Linked DNA regions of Mus musculus: region 2 is linked to region 1. The links are chromatin loops, found by intact Hi-C in ENCODE. Cell type or tissue: heart. All regions are shown on one strand. Each heading gives the region's core, and the rest is flanking DNA. Links, peaks and the distances in the headings are about the cores only. Region 1 holds the start of Gm40914 (a long non-coding RNA gene). Region 2 overlaps Gm40915 (a long non-coding RNA gene).

Region 1 (11,906 bases), core at 2,405-10,404:
TAGGCTGGCCTGAAACTTTCTATGTAGCTGAGGCTAGCCCTTGATTCCTGATCCTCCCTTCTCTGTTCCCCAAGTGCATGGATTAAAATGTATATTCCACTATGTCCACTGCTCTCTGTCTTATAAAACTATGAGTTCCCCTGTGGAACTTCACACTCATGATGTCATCAAACCATAACTACCTTCCAAAGGACTCACCACCAAGAGACCTCCAAAGACACGAGCTTCATAGGGATACATTCAAATCGGAGGAGCTGGTTCACAGAATGTGTGAAGCTTTGCGTTCAGGAGGATCCATACGCACTACCATGGGACTGCCTTTCTCGTGTGTTAAGATCCTAAGATGTGAAGCCTATGGGCTTCTGTTAGGTTTCAAACAGCAAAGCTGGAGCTCCAAAGAACAGTAAGGTATTGGCTTGACAGCAAGGCTTATTTTCAATCCATCTTGCCCTTGAAAGGTGGGTGTGCTCAGCAAAGTCTGGTGTGCATCTTCCTTGTGCCTGGAGGTTTTCAGGATGTGAAGACATCCTTCTGTAAATTAACATGCTGAGAATCAAAATGGCTTGATTGAGAAGGTCAATCCTGTCTGCCTGAGGTCATTCTCAGCTGCTCTGGTGGACATGCATGAATCCTAAAAGCCTCTTAACCATAGGGGAACTGTGGCTGTTCAGATACCCAACCACTTTTTCTTTCTTGTCATCTACCTTAGACTGTAAAACTCTCTGTAAATCCCTATCTGCTTCCTCTAACATTTTTCTCCTCTCTCTTTGTCTCTGTCTCTCTCTACATATATATAATATTATATGTATGTGTAAAATATTATATGTATATATAATGTATTTATTGTATATTATGTTTATGAATATTTTGCCCACTTGTCTGTCTGTAGCTGGTGCCCTCCAATCCTCTGGGACTCTGGTTTTAAATGACTGTGAGCCTTCATGTATGTGCTAGGAATTGAACCTGGGTCCTCTAGAAGAGCTGGCAGTGCTCTTAACTGCTGAGCCATCTCTCCAGCTTCCTCCCACTTTTGGACTTACCCAATTATGTCTTGATTCTCTCCCTCTGTTTTGCCCATTATTTTCTTTCTGGTCTACCTTCAACTTATCACAGCCCACCCCCAATCCCTGTCCAGTGCAGATCTCTCTGTCTCCTTTTGTGCAAAGGCTTTACCTTCTTCTTGGACACTCACTGCCAAGACCAAGATGAGGTAGAAGAGACTTCAGAGTCCCTGGGCAGTGGATGGAAGCAACCTGAGGAGGTTACTTCTTGGCCCCGTTTTAACACTTTTATCATATGCCCCCAACTTGAAGTCATAAAGGTCACACTTTCCCAAGTCCAGTTACTGAATGCCGAAAAGCAACCATATGGTTAGGGTGCCTGAAGCAGATTCCAAATGCATCCTGAAAGGCAAGGAAATGGGCTGTCCGTTCCCTAAGTCCAGAAAGGCAAGGAAATGGGATGACCGTTCCCCAAGTCCAGAACAGGATGGGGAGAGCCAAGCAGTGTGAAAAAAAAAAACATCTTTTTTATTTGTGTTAACTAAGGGTTGGATGAAAGGAACCATCCACATTTAGAGTCCTGGCTCTTTCTCAAAACATATTTGAGATGGAATGATGCTAAAGAAGTACAAGGTTTGGAGTGAGTTGAGCTGGCCATGCCCCATACCAACCCAGGCAGAGCCAAGAGCGTCCATCTGTCCAGAGCAACCAGGTGGGAAGAACTGGACGTGGTAAGTGCGATGGGTGTGGTGAGTGCGGAAGGCAGGAGGATGTGCCAATCTCTCAAGCATTGTAGAGGAGAAATTAAACTTTTACTGAAAAGGTGTACTTGGCAACAGGCAAAATTATCTAAAGATGGAGCAGGATGTACATCTTGTTAGGAAAAAAAAAGATGAATTGGTACAATTTTTCAAAAGAAATTCAGGTATTGGTCTGTAGTTGAAGATGATGTTGGTAGTACTTCATGTGTTTATGTGCATGTGTGTGTACATGTGTCTGCTGGTGTGTGTAGGCAGAGATCAAGGTCTTTTGTCTTCTTCAGCCACTGTCTTCCTTCTTCTTTTGTATATAGCATGTTCTGAACCCTAGTTCTTGTTAAACCCTATTATATTCATGTGTTTATTTGTTTGAGATATGATTTCAATATGTTGTCTAGGGTAGCCCTAAGTTTACACACGTTCTCCCTTTACTTGTTTTCTTCTTCTTTTTTTTTCTTAAATGCATATTTTAAATTAAGCATCTATGTGTATATCTGAGTATGGCTTTATACATGCTGAGTGCAGGGTTGGAGGAGGCCAGAAGAGAGCTTTTGCTCCTTGGAGCTGGAGTTACATCAGTTGTGACCCTCTTGACGTGGGTGCTGAGAGCTGGGCTCCCATCCTCTGCAAGAGAACTCCTGCCTTTAACAGCTGAGCCGTCTCTCTAGCCTTCCTTATTTTCTGAGACAGGTTCTCACTGAACCGGAAGCACACTGATTCATTTAGAATGTTGACCAGAAAGCTCGGGGGATCTGCCTGTCTCCCCTTTTACAGCATTGAGATTATAGGTGCATGCCACCATACCTAATATTCACTCATCACTTACTGCAAGCTAAGGATACAGTACTTTGTGTTTTAGCTACACCATCTTACTTAACCCTTACAATAGCACTGAGCTTGTTGCTATCAGCACTACTATCTTAGACATGAAGAAGGCAGTTCAGGGAAGTGAAGAATAAATCCAAAACACTATGATAAAGATTAAGCCTCGGGCTGGAGAGATGGCTCAGTGGTTAAGAGCACTGACTGCTCTTACACAGGACACAGGTTCAATTCCCAGCAGTCACATGGTGACTCAAAACCATCTATAATGGAATCTGATGCCCTCTTCTGGTGTGTCTGATGACAGCTACAGTGTACTCATATAAATAAATAAATAAATTAATTAATTAATTAATTAATATCTTAAAAAAAAAGATTAAGCCTTCATGGTGAGTGAGACCAAACACCTAACAGTGCAGAGACCCTTTTGTGGTTGGTTCATAGGGACTGTGGAGGCTGCAACTGAAGTGATAGCCTCTATCAGGATGTGTCTGCCTTTACAGCAGTAGTACAGTGGGAGACAGGCCAGAGAGAGGTTTCAGGCAATGTAGAAGAAGTGTCTTCTTTTAGCCAGGTGGAGTTAGTTTACAGAACAAACAAATAAAACAAATCCTGTAAGTATTCATTCCATGGAGTTTTTATCCAAAGCTACAAGCATCAGATTGAGTTTTTAATGACAGCAGCAGTGTGCTAGGCAATGAGGGTGGTGATCAGTCCACTTGGTCACTTTGGACCAGAGCCTGTCCCGTGAATATCTTCCAATCTGGTGACTGTTTCTAAGGTCAGCAGCCAACGTTATGGCTCAGTATTTCTCGGGTTGGAAGAACTGGGTTTCTTTTATATTTTGTAGGGTCTTGAATGGTTGTCAGTGGGAAATTTAGTCTGAATTCCTGGTCTACTGTTACAGGAAATCAGAACGCCTCCCAATGCTGGCAAAGTCCTCCACACACTCCGATAGGTTCCTAGCCACTGTGTTCTCACTGTGAGTGATGGGTCTATCTATGAATCTAGTTTAGAGGTTCCCATAGCCTCTTCTTATTTACGTCATGAAGCTAAAGGAGGAGAGAGTCCCAAGGGCAGACCATGGAAAAGCAAAGGCAGAGAATCAGGGCCTCAGAGCCTAAGGTTCCATGGGGGTAGTAGCATTGACTCCAAAATAACTAAGAATTATCTGACCAAGAAACATCGGGTATGGTGGACGGGATGGGGAGACTAGCCTTACTTAGGTCACCTGCTGTAGGTCAGGGCCAGGGCAAGGGAGCTCTTCTCAACAGGGTGGACATGAGACTGAGTGTTGGGAAGGAGGTGAACAGGGCATCTTGCTTCAGCCTGTGCGTGTTGGCTAGGCGAAAGCTCAGTGCTAGGATTTGGTAACCTGTCACCTTCAACTTGACACTTGAATCTGCCCAGGCCCTTTGAACTAGAACATGTCATCTGAAGGTCTTCCAATCCGGTGACTGTGAGTCAGGGCTGTCCTCTGGGGGCTTGGGGAAAGAAATGAGTAACCAGATTGCACCAGACCCTCAATTGCTGTCTCCCAGTGACCTACCCCGACTGGGCTCTAATTAGAGTCCAGAAGCCTTCTCCTGGTAGAAGCCTTAGTAAAATATAAAGAGGCTCCTTGGCAGGATAGGCAGGAAACCACTCCTAGCTGCCCCTGGGTCCCTTACATTGTGTTCTATTTAAAAAAAAAAAAAGAGAGAGAAAGAAGCCGGGCGTGGTGGCACACGCCTTTAATCCCAGCACTTGGGAGGCAGAGGCAGAGGCAGGTGGATTTCTGAGTTCGAGGCCAGCCTGGTCTACAGAGTGAGTTCCAGGACAGCCAGGGCTACACAGAGAAACCCTGTCTTGAAAAACCAAAGAGAGAGAGAAAGAGAGAGAGAGAGAGAGAGAGAGAGAGAGAGAGAGAGAGAGCGCCAAGGATGTCTCTGCAGGCCTATGCTGAGCCATCCCTTTCCCCTGAGTGTAGTCTTAGGAGAGCTGGGTGTTTCAAGTCCAGGTGTTTACTCAAAATCTACATCCAGGACCGTTCCAGTGAAGTAACCTACAGATGTGCTAATCTACTCTCACAGACACTGCCGCTGCTGCTGGGCCTACTCCTTCCTACTCACAGATGGGTCCACAGACCCTGGACAGCAAGGAAACAGCCAGCTTTCCTAAGACCAACATCCATACACCCATTTTCTTAGGTTTCCCAGAGACATGTTGCCCCAAAGTCCGCAGGAAGCCCCTAAAAATTACGGCGACCCGATTCCTGCTTTACCATCACCTCTTTCTAGTTTTTCCTTTGTAAAAAATTAAATCAAAACGGAGGAATGTTAGTATTCCTTCTAGGCTCTGCCCCACAGTTACCTGGCAACAGCCAGGTAGGCTTGGCTTACTTATATAAAAGGGGCTGCTTGCTCTGCGCCTTCTCTTCCTGACCCCTTCCCCCTTCCCCCTCTTTCCACATGTTCCTGGCCAGCCTTTCCTCAACTCTCTTCCCTCTTCCCCCGCCCCCTCTACTCCTTTCCCAAATCCCCTTCCCTGCCCTAAATAAACTCTATTCCATACTATCCTATGGCTGGTACCTCAGGGGTTAGGGGATGCCTCAGCATGGGCTAGCTGAGGCACCCCTCCCATCTCACCATACCTGGCTCTATCAAACATATCTTTGGCTCTTATTTATTTATTTATTTATTTTTTAATAAAACACAACACCTTAGAGTGTGCAGCTGCTGCCGCAGGGGACGCCCCAGTGGCAGCTCTCACTTGTCCGGGTGGAAGGAAGGATGCGACGGTCTTACCTCGGAGGCCGAGGGGTGCGAGCAGGGTGTGTGAGAGATGCAGTGTGATCAGAGCCTAGCGGTCTGGTCTCAGAACTGGGTCACCTCACAGAACAGCACAAGGACTTGTCCCGTTGGCAGGGATCAGGTTTCGTCCTTCCTTGTCAAACCCAGTGGTGCCCCCAGGCTGCTGGCAGCTCCCAGGCGCTCCTTTGTCCTAGAGTTGCAGGAGGCCAAGGAGCAAAGTGACACAAAAGGCTGGGTGCCCAAGTTCCCCACCCTCTCTCTCTCTGCACAGCAGCGCTGGTTCTGCCAGGGTCCTCGACCCAGGGGGGTTCCGGGGCAGTAAGGGTGAGACCTGCACAGCCACTGCTCGACCTTGCCAAGAGGGGCCTGCTTTGGGGATTGGAGGGTGCCTTCCCTTCCAACAGCCTGGGTCTGGGTCTTTCCAACTCGTATTTCTGCTGACGCTGGAGCCTGGTGCTTTGCCTTTAGAGACACCCTGTAATTGAAAGGAGGAGGGAGAGAGAGAGAGAGAGAGAGAGAGAGAGAGAGAGAGAGAGAGAGAGAGAGAGAGAGAGAGAGAGAGAGAGAGAGATTCTTGCTGCCTGGGTTCCCAGACACTTGCTGCCCTCTAATGGCTCCTGCCTGTGAGTTTCCAGGCGCAGGCCTTCCTTCCTGTAGGGTCTGTGGTGTGGGTTTCCTTCCCTTTGGTTAGCAGGCCCTTTCCCCTATAACTGCTGAAAGAGCCAGCCGTTTCTCGTCACAGGGAAAAGATGTCAAAAGTCGAACCGCGCTGGTGTGGCTGGCTCAGAGAGCAAAGACTGGCTCGGTGTTTCATTGCTGGTCCCGAAATAACTCACAGTAGCATTTGTGCGGCCTCTGCAACCCTGCTGTCTTCGGAAGGGACAGCTCCTCCTTTCTCTCTCTCTCTCTCTCTCTCTCTCTCTCTGTCTCTCTCTCTCTCTGTCTCTCTCTCTGTCTCTCTCTCTGTCTCTCTCTCTGTCTCTCTCTCTCTCTCTCTCTCTCTCTCTCTCTCTCTCTCTCTCTCTCTGTCTCTCTCTGTCTCTGCCCTGTTGCAGTTCTTAGCAGCTTCCTATGTTGAGAGAGGAAAGCCACTCTGGCAAGAGCCAGCAATTGTCAGCAAGTTGTGCATACAAAGGGGCTTCCTTTTCCTGCCTGGATCGGGGTGGGGTGGGGCAAGAGCTGTGGACCAGGGTTCCCTCCCCTGATGCTTTCTGAGGATCCTTAAGAACCAACTCCAATGGTAAACAGGGACCTGTGGATAAAAAAACATCTCCTGAGTGAACACTTGAAGACCTAGAGACACAAGTTGGACAGAGTCCAGTTCTGTGTAGAGAGGAACCAAGTACTTAATCAAGGAACCAAGGTTAGAGGTACGGCAGGAAAACCTGGGACACTTGCCTATTTTGGTAGTTGGGAAGCTTGGCCCTGGATGGAATGGAAACAAGCTGAAAGCAGACAGACAGACAGGGTTTTGCTCCCATCAGCTGAGATCTGGCCCAGAGAGAATGGTGTGAATATACACTACGACTGGCTGGGAAGAAAAGAGGATGCAAAACTTACAGCCCTGGAGCTTAGAATGTTGTGAGGAATGAGGCTTCTTGGGGGGGGGGGGGAGCTGGGGGAGGGAACGCCATTTTGAGATGGAGTGCAGGGTGGACTTTCTTAGTTTTTTTGGGGGGGGGGTTGAGGGTTGGTGGCCACGGAGGGATGAGGGTCACCAAGGAGCGAGGGAATGGCCCTAGGGAGTTCTGTGTGGGGCTAGCAAACTACAGCGCTCCTCTGCAGGATGGACAAAGGATGGGAGAGGCAGGAAGTGGACCTGCTGGGCTGGAATTTGAATGAACTGATGGAGCATCTTTTTCACAAGAGGGCTAGTGGTCCACCCCTTCTGGTTTTCCCTTGTGGGAAGGGAAAAGAAGCCTGCCTTTTTAAAAAATTTTTACTCGGGAGCTTAGGTTGCAAAGGCTTGCTGTTGAGAAATGAGTACAGTTTTATCCTTTGGCTGCTCAATCTCCCAGAATCATCTCCCCCTCCTCCTTTTTCTCATAATGCTGAACAAGTCTGAGAGAAGTCCATTAAGGGTCCAGTATGGTGATGCAGGCCTTTAATCCTAGCACTAGGAGGAAGGCAGAGGCAGGTGGATGTCTGTGAGTTCAAAGGTTGCCTTAGCTACATAATGAGTAAACAATAAGCTCCTCTCTCAAAACAAAACAAAAACCCTAACAAACAAACGAAAAACACTCAAAAAAAGCTAAACTTAAAAACAAAAAGTCCTCCTCCTTGTCCTCCTCCTCTTCCTCCTCCTCCTTTGTTGTTCCCCCATCTCTCTTCCTTCCTTTCTCCTTTTTTTCCTTCTTTCTTTCTTCTGCTCTTTTCCCTACCTCTTTTTCTTTATAGAACTCACCTGGAATTCTGGTTTCTGGTGGCCTAAAGGCGCTCATTTGTCTCTAGATTGTTAGTAGCGTTGGAAGCACCTAAGAGCCCGGTGTGCAATTGCATAAACCTAACAGGCCCACAGAGTCTTGTTTCTCAGCTTCAGGGGTTGGTAAGTCAAGAGGAAAGCCAGCTCTTAGTGTTGTCTTACTCCAGGGTGTGGAGGGGAGAGAAATAATAAATATTATTTCCACGTGGAGACTTGGATTGTTTAGGATCACCCCCTGCTCCCAAGCCCCAGTTGGAACATGGCTGGAATATTGTTGTTCTAGGAAGTGGTTTTCCATCTTATTCAGCCAGGATCCCCTTTGTCTCCCATAGTATTTTACACAATGTGAATTTCAACCCTGAAGATGCAAGTATGTCTCCAAAAACTGTGTGTGCGCCCAGTGATACTCATTTGCTCTCTGGGTTTTTTTCTTTGCGGGGTGAGACAGCATCTGTTTTTTTCATTTTGTTTCGGGTAAAATCAAAAGTTGCTGGCAGGCCCTGGGCTTGTATACTACTTTTAAGGCAAATGAGTAAAAGCAGAAGACACCAAGACGCTCTTTTATTTAATTATAATTTTTTTGCCTGCAGCACTGGGATGGAATCCAGGGAGGACCTAGGCTAGTTCTCTCTCCCCTCCAGCCCTGGAGGTATCTTTGAACCTCTGAAATAGTATGATTCTTGTTTCGTTGTTCTAACCATGGCTAGAAGAAGCCAACACAATGAAAACACTACGTGTCCTGGGGACAATGGCACCTCATGGGAGCACTCTGCTTTGGCAGAGTGCATGTGCCTCCAGGGATGCCGGGCACAATGGAGAGCATGACAAACCTCACGTGCCGCCATTTGTTTGTGTTGAGCACAGTCTTACTGCGAAGCCCGGGCTGACTTCCTTGTGTCCAGTTCTAAACCCCATTTCTTTGTATTTCCACACTACAGGGTGGGCATGAAATTGATAATATTGTTGCATGTTGATGATAAAACTCGGGGTCTCTGGCTGGGCAGTGGTGGCACACACCTTTAGCCCCAGCACTCAGAGGCAGAGCCAGGCAGTTGGAGGCCAGCCTGGTCTACAGAGCAAGTTCCAGGACAGTCAGGGCTACACAGAGAAACCCTGTATCCAAAAGTCAAAACAACAACAACAACCCCTCAGGATATCACTCACTGGGTGCAAAATGGTTCTCATGTGTCAGAACATTTGGTGCCTGGGTGGTGGCAGGGCTTTGGGAGACTCTGAAACCTTTAGGAGGTAGTGCTTGATAAAGTTGGGTGAGAAAGTTGTGGTCCGTTCCTCCTCTGTCCTCAGTCCTCTTCAAGATGCCCAGTTGTGAGCATCCTCTATGCGTCCCCTTCACCAAGAAGCACTTAGTTGGCTTCCTGACCACAATAGACTGTTTCTTTCAGAGGGCGACTGTTTCTTTCAAACTGCGAGACCCAGTAGATTTTTCCTCCCTTAAGATAATTCCCTCAGGTTTTGTTCACAGCATCAAGAGCAACACCTTTGACAATCCCTCTGTTCCTGAGCCATACCCCTAAGTCACTGATGGGTGCTTGTTTTTTTTTGTATCCGGGAATGCCATCTAGGGTCTCTCACTCTAGACGAGCACTCTTCTATTGAGCTTGCACTTGAACTGTGTGTTCTGTGGGGAGTGTGCAAATATGCCTATAAAGAGCAGAACGCGGTGCCTTCCTTATTCACTCATGCTAAAGCTAACTCTCCACGTCTCAGCCCTTCCTACCTCCTCCTTTTTTCCTTTTGGCAGAGCTGGGGGTGGACTCCATGGTCTTATTTGTGCTTCAGAAATACTCTCCATCTGAGCCACACCCACAACCTGACACATCACTTTATTTTAAAAATTATTTTATAAAGATTTATTGTTTGTAATTACATGCAAAGATAAAAAAGATGTAAGCCTTCCCATCAATACGTGCACCTGCATGTAGGAGAGCCCTTGAAGGGCAGAGGCATCAGATACCCTGGAGCTGGAGTTACGGACTATGACCACTTGGTGTGGGTGCTGGAAGCTGGACTTGGGTCCTCGGGGACTGAACTTGGATGCTCTTGAATGTTGAGTCATTCTGAAAGCCCCATTTTTAAATGTTTGTTGTTTTTTGTTTTTTTGTTTTTTTGTTTTTGGCTGGGTGGGTACCTGTCTTTCTGTTTCTGTAGGCTTGTTGGGAAGTTAATAATCCTATAGATCTAAGCCTCTTTTCCTGGGTGAAGTTGGGAACGGTCTCTGACAGTGCAGACAATGCAGATCTCAGTATGTCAGTCTCAAAGAAGTCAGTACACTTTGTTTTCCTTTCTTCTCTTCTCCCTTCTATCTGTTAGTACCTGCGGAGATGGAACCGGAGTTCTCATGTGTGCTCAGCAGGTGCCCGTCTCAGAGCCACACCCCCCACACCCAATTATTATTATTATTGTTGTAAATAAAGGCTGGATTCAAAGGATCGAATGGGCCGAGATGTAAACTGGCTTCAGCGAGAGCTCTTGGCTACACTGAAGTCTGTGCTCAGGCAAGAGAGAAAGAATTTGGGATCAAAGCAGGAGAAGCTTTGTAAGAGAGTCAGGAGTGAGAAAGGAGATCTCGGTCTCTTTGTAGAGAAAGCAGCTCAGATCACACACAGCCCAAGAGTGTGTGAAAGGGTGGGTCGCAGTGGCAGTGGGTAAGGAGCAGGGATGCCAACTCTGTGTGGGGCATCTGGCTGAGAATCCACGCCCACAGAACCCAGGCACAAGGTGGGGAAACCTGCAGAGAGGCATTTTGGCAGTGAGTGGAAAGGGGGGGGGGCTGCAGGGGCCCCAAACTGGGAACCAGTCCAAGGCCATCAGTCTGCCAAGGAGAGAGAGAACTTGGAATAACAGCGGGTAAACTCCCGATTAATGAATAAGCTGGGGGCTGGTTCAGGTGAGGGCGCACCTGTGATTTACCTAATCCCTACAAAGCTGCACCCCGAGACCCCTCACACTCAAAACTGCAGGAAGAAAGCCTGGATTGTGCTGAATAGCCTTGAGGGGAAGGGACTCTGGAAGGGGTAGGCTTAAAAAAGAAAATCTGGCTCGGAGGTGGGGTGGGGCTTGCAGGAGGGAGGGAGGAGAGCTGCTCTCGGTGGGTGGGGCTAGCGGGAGGGAGCGAGGGAGGGGCGCTGCTCTCGGTGGGTAGGGCTTGCGGGAGGGAGGAAGGGAGGGGGTGCTGCTCTTGCTCAGGAGCAGAAGTGCCCATGGAGACAAGAATCAGAGCTGCTCTCAAACTTTGGGCACCGAGTATAGGCAGAAGTGAACTGACTGTTGTCTGTACTTATAGATGAGTCTATCCTCCAGCCTCGTGGACTGCCTTGTCTACCTTTGTTCCCCTTAGGTTGATAACACTTTCTCAGGCTTTTAAAGTGTGATATGCGTTCAGAAAAAATGCAGGAATCCTATCCACAGAGTTTGCTAAAGGTTTGCAAAAGCTCACTGCAAACAGCGCGAGGTTATTCTCATCAGGAGCCTACCTCACACCTATCCTTACGCCCTCACCACAGCCCAGTGCCTCTGGCCTGAGATCCAGCTAACACATATTAGGCAAATGCCCTACCACTAAGTTAACACCACCAGCTTGGGGGTGGGGGTGGGGGTGGGGGTGGGGATTCAATCCAGCTACCTAACCTTTTTTGTCTTCTTACTTCCAGAAGAGGCTCTGTACCCACAAACTCCATCTCCCGATCTCAGCTCCAGGCAGCCACCATTCTATTTCCTGTCTCCATGAGTGTGCCTACTCCAGGGGCCCCACTTTACTGCAGTCAGAGGATGGAACTCAGGCCACCAGGCTTGGTGACAAGCATCTCTGTCCCCTGAATCATTTTCACCTTTGGAGACCCCACCTTCGGCTTCCCAGCATCTGTCTTTCCTTGTTCTTCAGAGTTGTGGGACCGTTCAGTTCATACCCTAGTGTTTGCCTTTCTGACTTCAGCAACAACTTCCACTTCAAACTGAGTTTGTGAAATTCGGTTTTTCTTGGTGTATGGGTGTAGCATCCTCCTCTCTCTCTCTCTCTCTCTCTCTCTCTGTGTGTGTGTGTGTGTGTGTGTGTGTGTGTGTGTGTGTGTGTGTGTGTGTGATAATGCTAGAG
Region 2 (11,906 bases), core at 1,977-9,976, 140 kb before region 1:
TTTTGTTGTCGGATTGGAACTTTACAGATACTTGAGGCTCCGCCTCCCTGTTGGGCAGGTGCTCTTGGCGCTGGAAGATCATCTTGGGCCACATTTTATTGGAAAGGAGGGAACCTCAAATAAACTGTGGGAACCACAAAATCAGTCTAAATTAGCTGAGCAAGAAAGGCAAGAAAAGCACTTCTTTTGACTTTAATGGGGAAAAAAGTGAAGGAAAAAACAAAACAAAACAAAAAAAGTCCAAATGGTAAAACCCGAGGGTGAAGATTTGCCTCTTATTCATTGTGTGGGATCCTCATGAGGGACACAAGGGGTCTAGCTCAAACACCTCATTATGACTACTTACGAGTCATCGAGGAGGCTGGCACTTGTGACAATCTGGGCTCATGGTCCACTTGGTCAGCACTCCTGGTACCAGCATCAGGATTGGATTCTGGGACTCTTGGGCTCTGCATCTGTTCCCAGAGCTTACCAGTCCTCACTGACAGCAGCTCAGATCCACTGACCATTCACTCGACCTTGCCCACTGTCCTGCAAACCTAAAAAGCCTCTGCCCTGGAGCCATTTGCTTTTGCCTACTTCTTTGACCATGGACAGGTTGTATCCCTTTGTATCCCTGCTTTTAATTCCTTTGTGTGAGCATTGTGTCTAAGCTCTGCCCCACAGTTACCTAGCAACAGCCAGGTGTGCCTGACTCATTATAAAAGGGGCTGCTTGCCCCCTCCTTGCTCTCTTGCTCTCTTGCTAATGCCTTCCCTTCTCCCCTCCTCTCTTCATGTGATCATGGCTGGCCTCTACTCCTCTACTTCTCTATTCTCTCCCTCTCTCTGCCTTTCTCTTCCTCTTGACTCCTCTTCCCATGCCCTGAATAAACTCTATTCTGTATGATACTGTAGTTGTCTTCATCGTGTGGCTGGACCCATGCTGAGGCATTCCTTCCCTCCCCTCCACCACTCACCACAGCCCCATAGAACATACCCCCCTCCCTTATCTCTTTATAAACACATCACTTTGGACATATACCCAAAAGTGGAATTAATGGGTTATGCGCTTCTTTTTTTTTATTTCATTCACTTTTGATGTTTTATGTATGTGGATGTTTTGACTGCATACGTATCTATGTGCCACATGTGTGTCATGCTCTCAGTAGTCATGAGATGGGGTGGGATTGCTTGGAACTGGAGTTAGAGACAGTTGCGAGCCACTAAGTAGGTGCCAGGAATTGAACTTTGGTCTCCTTCAAGAGCAGCAGCTCTTCCCTGCTGAGCCATCTCTCTCTGTTGAACTTTTGGAAGACACTCCGTACTGTTTTGCACAGGGTCTGCACCATTTAGATTCCCGTTAATGGTACAGAGATTTGAATTTTCAGGGACTCTTGACACAAATACGGTGAATCTTCCTTTCTTCCTTCTGTCGCTCACCACTTTCCTCCCTTTCTCCCTTTCTTTTTCTGCTCTCTGTCTCTCTGTCCCTCTTTGTCTCCCTGTCTCCATCCCCTCCTCCACTCCTCTCTTTTCACAAGGTCAGTTGGCCCAGGCTAGCCTTCAACTCATAGCCGAGGCTGACCCTGAACTCCTAACCCTCTTGCCTCCACCTTTCAAGTGTTGGGATCAAGGCCTGTGCCACCAGGCTCAGCTCCTCCCATCGTGATGGGAGTTAAACATTTATTAACCCTTTACTTGATAATCTTACAATGTGTTTAACATGTGGTGGGAGCATTCCACTGTACATGAGAAGTGTGCCAGGCAGCCTCAGTTTCCTTCTGCGTCCATCGCAGTCCCTTCTCTCCTTCTGCAGGCAACAGCGACTCCAATGCTTCTTCCTAAGGCAGCCCCTACACAGATATGTTTATGTGCCCTCTCTTACATCCAGGAGCAGGCATTTGGAGTCGCTTCTCGCTCCTCGCTCAGGTCTGTCTGCTTTGGGGTCTGCTATGATCTGAAAAGACTCCATGGTGTGTTCTCGCTGCAGTGAGCTATTCTGCCATGATGGGCTGAAACTCTGAGCCCAAGTCCATCTTCCCTACCAAGTTTCAGTCAGTTATTGTCACAGCAATGTCACCACAATTAATACAGCCAAAAAGAGAGAGTTTCAGCGTTCAGGGGATATCTGGATTCAGAATTGCAGGTAAGAGATTAGATCTGCAATATTTAGCCCGTGCCAGGCCCTGGGTGGGCATCCTTTTACACCTTTGTTTATTTAGCTTCAGAATATAAAAATATGGGGCTAGAAAGACGGCTCAGTGTCTCTTTTTCCAAAGGACCCGAGTTCAATTCTCAGCACTCACATGGCAGCTCACAATGGTCTGTAACTTCAGTTCCACCCTCACACCAATGAACATAAAATAACGCTAAGTAAACTATTAAAAATATATAAATATACTCTAGCTGTGCAGAAGTTGGTTAAGTTGTTTAGACTTTGGGTTTGGCTAATTTGTGTGTGTGTGTGTGTGTGTGTGTGTGTGTGTGTGTTTTGCAACTTTTTGTTTCAAAATAAATAAAAGAGTAACAATGTTTAAAACAAATAAAAGTACTTTAAAAGTTTTCTTTTTGTTACTAGTTTTTATGTGTTTATGTAAGTGTGTATTTGTATGTGTATGTGTTCAGGTACCCTTGGAACCCAAGAAAAGGAGTGAGATTCCCTAGAGCTGGTGTTACAAGCACTCTGAGTCACCTGGCATCAATACTGGGAACAGAGCTAGGGTTCCCTAGAAGAGCCACAAATACTTCTAACCACGGAGCCATCTCTCCAGTCACCTGACAGAAGTCAGCACATGGTAAGACAGACTAACAAATGTGCTAGTCTGGGTCTCTCTTCCTCTTCCTTAAGAGCCACACATACCATCCTAGGATTCCTACTCCCACCTGCCCTAACAGCCTCCTGGAGTCCCCACCTCTGCACCATGAGCGTGTGAAACTGGAGGTTAACTTTCCAGTCTATGATGCTTGAAGGACTACATTCAACCCTAGTATGTCTGAGTCCCACACAATAGAAAGGAAGTGTTTGACTGGTGAGTCAATATGACCGGGTAGATGACCCAGACATGACATTTTGTTAAGGACCTGTAGCTGTCCTAGGAGTGGAGAGGCTGCCAACCACGAAGAGCCTTGAAGTCCAAGGCTTTAACACCCCAGGGCGGCTCCACCCACATTGTCCGTGTTAGTTGATGGCATGAATTAGCTGGTGGTTTGTTACATTTAATTAGAAAGTAGATGCTAGAAACTGGTCTCTCTGTCTCTCTCTCTCTCTCTGTGTGTGTGTTTCTGTGTGTATATTTCTCTGTGTGCATCTCTGTGTGTATATCTCTGTGTGTCTATGTGTGTGCATCTCTCTATATGTGTTGATTTCTGTGTGTCTCTCTGTAGTGTCTGTGTATCTATCTATGTATGTGTGTGTGATTATCTCTCTCTGTGTGTGTCTGTGAATGTCTGTATCTCTATGTGTGGTTATCTGTGTATGTCTGCGTGTATTTTTATGTGTGTATCTATCTGTGTGTGCATGTGTGGTGTATGTGTGTCTATCAGTGTGGTGTGTGTGTCTGTGTGTATATGTATCTATCTCTCTGTCTCTGTGGTGTGTGTATATCTGTGAATGTCTGATCATTCCTACACCTTGAATGTTGTCCTGTCCAGGGGATAATAATCTTTCTCTAGTGTGCACTGCCTCAAGAGGACACTGTGGCTATGCTAAACTCTAAGCCTAACCAGGCTTCAAGTAGAAAAAGAAGTCTTGAGCCTGTCTCTCTCTCTTCATGTGACAGTGAGGAGAGCTGGCTCTGTCTGGCTCTGTGAGTGATTTTTTGGCTTGAGGCCACCATAGTTATATCTGCCCTGGTCCAGGGTCTCCTTCAGGTAGCTGCTATCTGCTATCTCTAGTCATCATGGTTCAGGTTTATCATCCTGTTTTATGTGATGGAAGAGGGAGTGTGAGAGGACCTAACAAGAGGATGGGCCTGTGTAGCCCAAGGAAGAGAACTGTTTGTGACCTGGTATGCCATCAAAGCATGGCTGGCTCATAAAGTCTAAGTCTGAGTGACTCAAGCTTATTGCCTATTATATTTAGATGCCCAGAATGGTACCCTGTCACTCCTGTCCTCACACAGCAGCTGCGTGCTGGCCTTGGGCTACGTCTTTCTCATGTAGTGTCCTGGCTGACTTAGCAGGAGTATGCTGGCTAGAGTACTTTCACAAAGCGTGCCCACCGTGCACTATCTGCAAAGTATCAGCCTGCACTGTCAAAAGATCACACTTTGATGCTCTGAGGTCAGCCTGGTGACTTTGAAACCGTCCCATCCAATACCACTCCAGCTTTGCTGATGGTCAAACCGGTTCCCATCACCCATCACCATCTTTTTTTGTTTTTTGGTTTTTTTTTGGTTTTTCGAGACAGGGTTTCTCTGTATAGCCCTGGCTGTCCTGGAACTAACTTTGTAGACCAGGCTGGCCTGGAACTCAGAAATCCGCCTGCCTCTGCCTCCCAAGTGCTGGGATTAAAGGCGTGCGCCACCACGCCCGGCTCACCCATCACCATGTTGACCATTCTGGAAGTTTCTATGTACGAACAGGAAACATATAATCCAGGTGGAAGAGAGGGAGGGGCCACAGTTCCAGGAGCTCAGTTTTCTTCCTGTTTCCTGATTTTGGATGAGTTACCAAAAGCCAGTGGAAGGCATCTGCAACTCTTTTTAATGATATAGAAACCAGGCTAGGCCCTGCCACCTCTATAGCACATGGTGACCTACTGTGGTCAAATGTGGAATATTGCAGAAAGAGCTCAGGGCTTGGTCCATCTAGTCCCAAACCAGTGCAGACTCAGCAGAAGCGAGTAGGAGATTAGAACTGGAGTGACCTGGGTTTGCTGGCGGCGGGGTGGGGGTAGGGAGAGGAAAGGGTAAATTTTCGAATTTTCTAAGATGCTGGGTCAGCTCCCAGCCTATCTGGGATGTAGCCTGCAGAGAAGGCTGGGTGATGAAGGAGGCCATCTGGCTGTCAGGCTAGTATAGACATGGGGTGACCTTGGGTCTGTCTGCTTGTCAGCCTGGAGGAAAAGGAGGGGGAAGAGGAGGAGGAAGAGGAAGAAGAGGGGAAGGCCAAAGAGCCATTGGCCAATGAGGGCTATGTGTGTGAAAAGGGACTTTGGGGTTGGATTTGTCTGTCACGAAGGCAGGGCTCCCTTTGTTCTGTGCTGTGCAGATCCAAGGTGAGCAGCCAGCCGGCCTCACTCCTCCTGTGGGTGTATTTTAAGCTCTCAGAGCGCTGGTACTCTGTACCCTTGTGGACTTACTGTCTGCGTGGGAGCCTGGGCTCCTCTTGCTTCCCCACAAGGCAAGGTCACTCCAGGCTGGTGGTTTGTGCAATCCTGAAGTTTGACTGTGGGACAAAAGTCACAAGTCCTCTAGTAGCTCTCATGATACCTGCTCTGAAAAGTCCCTAGCTGGTGGAGACTGGTGCCATCCTGTCCAGTCCTCAGCTGTCAGCTCAGTGTGGGGGGGGACACACACAGGACTGTCTGTCATCCGGCCAGGCTGTGGCCACAGCTGTGGTACTGGAGGGCTCCTGAGGTGGGAACCTGTACAGGGTGGCACAAAGCACGAAGCATCGGCTCAGACCTCCTGGCAGGAGCCTGTGAGTCTCTCTGCTCACTTGCATAACACTTCCTGTGTGTGTTTCCTCAGTCTCAGCAACGGTCAGGTCAGCAAGTGACCTTTAAAACCACTGAGAAGCCGCCACTTTCGGAGGCCAGGCTGTCACAGAGCCACCCCTTCCTGCCACCCTTCTTCCTGCTAGGGCAGCTGCACACTAGAGGGCCGATGAAAGAAAAAAACAAAACAAAACAAAACAAAACAAAACAAAACAAAACAAAACAAAACAAAACTTAAAGTTTTAGGCCAAACATGGTGATCCTAACCTGAAATCCTGGCATCAGGGGACAGGGAGGAAGAGAAGGAGGAGGAGGAGAAGAAGGAGGAGGAGGAGGAAGAGGAGGAGGAGGAAGAGGAAGAGGAGGAAGAGGAAGAGGAAGAGGGGGAAGAAGAGGAGGAGGAAGAGGAGGAGGAGGAAGAGGAGGAGGCATTTGAAGCCAGCCTAGGCCACAGAGGAAGCTGTCTTTAAAAAAAGCAGTATTTGTGTGTGTGTGTATGTGTGTGTGTGTGTGTGCACGTGCGTGTGTGTGTGTGTTGTGTGTGTATGTGTTGTGTGAGTATGTGAATGAGCGAATGTATGTTGTATGTATATGTGAGTGTGCATGAGTGAGTGTATGTTGTGTGTGTGTGACACTCTCTATCCATTCATCCATCAGCAGGTACCTAGGCTGACTGCATCTATAGTTCAGCTCCCTTGAATTGTGCATTTGTGTGATTGCACACGTGAAAGTCAGAGGACAACCCCAGGTGTCCTGTCACACCTACACCTCAAGAGTTGCTTACCTTGATTTTTTTGTTTTTGTTTTAGGTTTTGTTGTTGTTGTGTTTATTTGTTTTTGTGTTTTAACACGGGGTCTTGCTATGGAGCTTTGGCTGGCTTGGAACTTGCTGTATGAAGCAGGCTGGTCTAGAATTCAGAGATCTGCCTGCAGGTGCTTCCCAAGTGCTGGGGTTACAGGCGTAAACCAGTATGCCTGGCTGCTTCCCTTGTGTTTAGATATAAGCTCTTCCCTGGATCCAGGGTCTCCCTGACTCTACTGATCAGAATGGCCGGCCAGTGAGCTGCAGGCTACACCCCTCTCCTTGTGCAATGCACTGGAATCACAGGTGCATAGAGTAATACCCGTTTTATTTTTATTTTTAAGGTTTCTTTTTTTTACTTTCGAGTGTCTCTCTTGTGTCTCTCATAGTGTCCACAGATGCCAGAAGGCAGCCTTGGATCCACTGAAGCCGGAGTTACAGGCGGTAGTGAGGCCTCTGGCGTGGGTTTTGGGAACTGAACTCAGGTCCTCTGGAAGAGCAGCAGGCTCTCTAACCTCAGAGCCCTTTCTTCAGGCCCCATGCTCAGCTTTGATTTGATGTGGGTGCTGGGGATCAAATCTGGGTCTTCATGCTTAGGAGGAAACGGTTTACCGTCCGAACCATCGGCCTAGGCCCATGTGCATTTTATTTTTATTTGCTCATTTTTAATCTTTTAAAATCACATTTATTCATTCATTGCATGTGTGTATATGACTCGTGCATGTGAGAAGGACAGAGGGCAACCTGTAGGGACCAGTTCTCACCTTCTACTATGTGGGCACCCGGACCGGGAATCGAACTCGTGTTCTCAGGCTTGCCTGCAAAGCCTTTCTACCCACTAAGCTGTATCAAGCACCCCACTCACTCACTTTTGAATTTCACTTTCCCCTCTCTATTTTAAAATTCATTATATTATTGTTCACTTTAAAATTTTACATACATTTGAGCCTTATTTTTTTTTCTATTCCAAGAAAATTATTTTTATTTATTTAGAACCTACTGAGCATTTGGCTGCCAACTGGACAATTTCAATTTCCACGACTTCTATGCTATTATTTAATATTTTATTCTGCATCATTTTAAAATTTTACTTTATTGTAGTGTGTTTACATGAAAATAATGGTAACTTTTAAAAAATGTATCTTATATTTCATCCCAGTGGCCATATGCCACTTTCGGCTCCGTGAAGACCCGGGATTTCTATTTTCCAGTTTCACATCACTCATCCAGAGATGCAAAGGCTTTGCAGCGCCCACCTCACATGCCTGGCTCTGGTATTTTCTACTTTCTTTTGCAGCGGGAAGCTCTGTCTTTATGTGTTCTCTATGACTTGGAGAAGATTCCAGTGACAGGGGAAAAGCGCAGTGACAGAAGCATGGCAGAGCAGCTGTGACTACCCAAGGAACCCCTCGAGATTGGCCCTGCTGAGTTCCCCCACAGAAGGAGAGTCTGAGGGGGCACCTGAGTCTCTGACTTCAGAGTCCAGTCCTCTCTCCCTCTCCCACTCCCTTTCAGCTGCTTGTAATCTGCACTAACTGCCCATGGTCTGGTTGTAGAGAAGAAAGGTTAACAAGATGTGACTCTATTCATACAGCTAGGGGGAAATGGTCACCCATGCTTAGGGGAGGCTGTCCAGTGACTGTGGGACTTACAGGTGACTGGAACTGGCTGTGGCTAGAAGCCCCAGGGCAGCCTGTCTACAAGATGGAGTGTCAGATGATGGCAACACATACCTACAGACCAATGCACAAAGACATTGGTAGTGTTATTCTCAAACCGAGGCCTAAAGTCTGAGAATTTGGGGGACTGTGCTGAAAGTTTTAGGATCCAAAGTCACAGAGCCTGGAATCTGCTGTATGAGGCAGCAGATTCAGACACTGACAGCTGTGAGGGAGAGGCCAGCTCTCCTCTCTCCTGGTGGAGGCAGCCCCAGCAGAGTGAGAGTGTGTGCCCACAGTCCACCCACGTGTACACTCAGTCCTCTGGCAACAGCTTTGTCCCAAATGCTCCTTAATCCACTGAAATGAGTCCCCCAGCAGACAGTGGATCATGCTGACCCCAATTCTAAAGGCATGGTGTGTCTAGCTTGCAGAAGGCCTTAGAGTGTGTTTTACCCTCGGAACAAGCAACTGCTTCTCTCAGCAGCCGGTTCTGGCTCCCAAGAGTGTCTGTCACGAGTCTTCCCATTGCTGAGCAGACCTCCAGCAGTCAGTATTGATGAGAATCAGGTCCCTAGTGGGTTTTGTTTTTGTTTTTGTTTTTGTTTTTTTTGGGGGGGTAGCTGTTTGGTGTCACTGTGGATACAACATGCCTCCAAACTGGCATTCCATTTAGCCATGGGACGAGCTACCTGGTTCTCTGTCACTTGGGCCGCAGGGTGCTTCATAAAGTATCACTTGGACCTGCCCTGCTTTGAGCCTGGATGGAAAGCTTAGATACAGCATAGAGTTGCGGTGAGGAGGTGGGGGATAGGCAGTTTGCTTCTGGGTGGACTAAGGGTGGCAGCCGCCATTGAGGGATGGAGCCCAAGCCCAGAGGTTCAAGGAGAGAAGAGGTGAATGCAGAGTTTGAAGATTCCTTGTCAAGGCCTGAAGATGACCTTGTGTGTGTGTGTGTGGGGGGGGGTGACCTGGGTGGGTGCTTTGTGTTGACCAAGGCCTAACACACTGAGTTATGAGATGAGAAGCAGAGACGCAGATGTGCAGAGCCCAGAGGTCATCAGAGACACGTTAGACACAGGCTGCCAGGCATCAGAGGGAGGGAACAGTCTTTAGATCCCACAGGCCAGGGTAGGGAGGCTGAAGAAGCACCCCAACAGTACTGGGAAGAGGGGTGCCGGGCTGTACTGGGGCTCTCTGCATACAGTTGATCTGAATCCTGGGTCTGAGCCATCTCCAGGTGGGAACCTCTCTGAATAACAGGCTGATGACGTCAGCCGCCTGGTGGAGTGCAAGCCCAGCATCCGATGCCTCTTTTCTCCAAGGGCGCAGTGGAGGGAGGAAGGCTGCACAAAGGCCCGGTGTGCTCAGGACCACTTTCCCAGCTCCTTTACAGAGCTCCATCCCACTCTGAGACAACACACACTTGTGCTGTTTACCCTTGCGGTGGAATCTGCCACAGGCATCCGGAGACACACAACTTTCGCCTCCTTCTTAGTACCAGTAACCTATATTTTTAGCATGCCTTTCTGGAACCAGAGCCTCTTTTCCCAGACTCTGCAAAACTAGGTGTGTCCATGGGGTAAAACCGTGGCCGGTGGACTAAAATTGGAAGTATCGTGTCCAGCTTCTGGGAAGCAGTATTAAAGAAAAGGGATTCTTCTACCTTCATGCTGCAGGCTGGACTATGAGTGTGATGGCTGGCACTCGGGAACCAGGATGCACCATGAGGCAGTAGCTCTGTGGTAATGGGGTGTGGTGGTTTAAATAAGGATGGTCCCCATAAACTTGAACGTTTAGTCACCAGAATGACCCTACTTGAAAAGGATTAGGAGGTGTGGCCTTGTTGGAGGAAGTGTGTCATTACGGATGGGCTTTGAAGTTTCGAAAACCCACACCAGGCTCATTCATTCATTCATTCTCTCTCTCTCTCTCTCTCTCTCTCTCTCTCAATCTCTCTCTCTCTTTTCTGCCTGCAGATCAGAATGTAGCTCTTGGCTACTTTCTTCAGTGCCACATGTACCGCTCTGATTCCCACCTAATGATAATGAACTAACCCTCTGAAACCGTAAGCAAGCCCTCGGTTAAATGCTTTCTTTTATAAAAGTTGTCTTGGTCATGGTGTCTCTTCACAGCAATAGAACGGTGACTAAGACACGGGGTCCAATCCCAATCACTGTGAAAATCATGAAGTGTTATTATTTTTCATTTATGTGAGATAAAAACTTGTATTTTTGGCCAACTATACTAATTTTGGCTTTTGAAATGTATAGATGAGCCTTTTTCTAAGTAATATCTAATGGATAGCAAACACACACACACACACACACACACACACACACACACACGTATGCATGCATTTGCATTCATGCAAACACATCACCCTCTGACTTCTACATACACGTGTACCCTCATATATAACATATACACACAGACACAGAAATATAAATACATGTTTAAAATAATCACTACTGCCTGGAGCGATGGGTTAGCAGTTAAGAGTATATACTGATCTTGTAAAGGACCAGTGCCCAGCACCCAGGTGGGACATAACTGCACATAACTGTCTCCAGGGGATCTGATGCCCTCTTCTGGCCTAACTGGGCTCAGGGGCTCACTGCACAAATCCTGACTCAGATACACGCATTATTAAATGTAAAAAGCTTTTAAAAACTAATTACCAAGAAGAACAGCATTGAAATAAAGAGCTAGACTTAAGTCAGGTTACCTGACGTCGACTTGGCTCCACCATTAGCTGGCTGTGCATCCTTGGACAACTTTCCTAACCTCTCTCTGTCAGTTTTGAGACTGATACACCAGGCATGGTAGAGGGAGCAGTGATGTGCTTTTGACTTTTTTTGGTGCCCGCTCCCAAGAATTGCTTAGTTAGGGTTATTATCTCTGTGATGAAACACCATGACCATAAGCAACTTGGGGGAGGAGAGGTTTATTTGGCTTACACATCTTGAATCACAGTCCACTGAGGAGAACAACGGCAGAAATACAAATCAAGTACCTGGAGGCAGGAATGGATGGCTTACTCAGCCTGCTTTGTAATAGAAACCAGGACCACTAGCCCAGGGTGGTACCACCCACAATGGGCTGGTCCCTCCCACATCAATCAATCACTAATTAAGAAAATGCTGGGCTGGAGAGAGGGCTCAGCAGTTAAGAACACTGACTGCTCTTCTGAAGGTCCTGAGTTCAAATCCCAGCAACCACATGGTGGTTCACAACCATCTGTAATGCCCTCTTCTGGAGTGTCTGAAGAAAGCTACAGTGTACTTACATGTAATAAATAATAAAATATTTAAAGAAGAAGAAGAAGAAGGAGGAGGAGGAGGAGGAAGAGGAGGAGGAAGAGGAAGAGGAGGAGAAGGAGAAAATAAAATGCCCTACAGGCTTGCTGATGGCTTTATCTTATGGAGGCAGTTTCTTAGTTGCATCTCCCTCTTGTCAGATGACTTTAGCTTATGTCAAGTTAACATAAGACAACACAGAAATTAAATGAAAGAATATCACTATTTAAAGACAAAATATGGGGCAAGGGTCAGAACAAAGTACTTTGGCACGTATGTAAGAAGATACCATGGTGAAACTCACCACTCTGTATGCTTACCAATAAAGAAATAAAGAAATAAAACAAAAATATGTAGAGTTGTGGCCCACACATAGTGAACATGTGATACAGACCAGCTGTCATCATCACTTTAATTTGTCGTCTGTTACTGTAATGGAATGCCTGAGACTGAGCATCTTAGAAAGAGGTAAGAGACACATGATTGACCTGAAGCTTACTTTGGTTC

What was found. Peaks named below come from ENCODE experiments on the same cell type or tissue, not always from the same donor. Only the 100,000 strongest peaks of a DNase experiment are listed, where the experiment ranks them.
Region 2: it touches region 1 in a loop (2.1-fold over the local background); 2 of 42 quality-filtered maps call a loop at or near these places.

Annotation. Positions count from the first base shown.
Region 1 is chr13:37,476,949-37,488,854 of GRCm38, reverse strand. Gm40914 (a long non-coding RNA gene) reads left to right here and starts at 1,554. Exons shown (of 2, transcript XR_001780899.2): 1 at 1,554-1,732; 2 at 11,467-11,770. In heart, for the core only: CTCF peaks have their summits at 5,492 and 6,016 (motif pointing left); DNase peaks (open chromatin) are centred at 5,574, 6,054, 6,524 and 7,124; H3K4me3 peaks cover 1,499 bases; H3K27ac peaks cover 2,539 bases.
Region 2 is chr13:37,613,719-37,625,624 of GRCm38, reverse strand. Gm40915 (a long non-coding RNA gene) reads left to right here. Exons shown (of 4, transcript XR_873251.2): 3 at 2,607-2,776; 4 at 7,740-9,024. Among named protein-coding and RNA genes, the nearest start is that of Gm40915, 7.9 kb to the left of the region's middle. In heart, for the core only: CTCF peaks have their summits at 3,674 (motif pointing right) and 5,013; a DNase peak (open chromatin) is centred at 5,604; H3K27ac peaks cover 2,877 bases.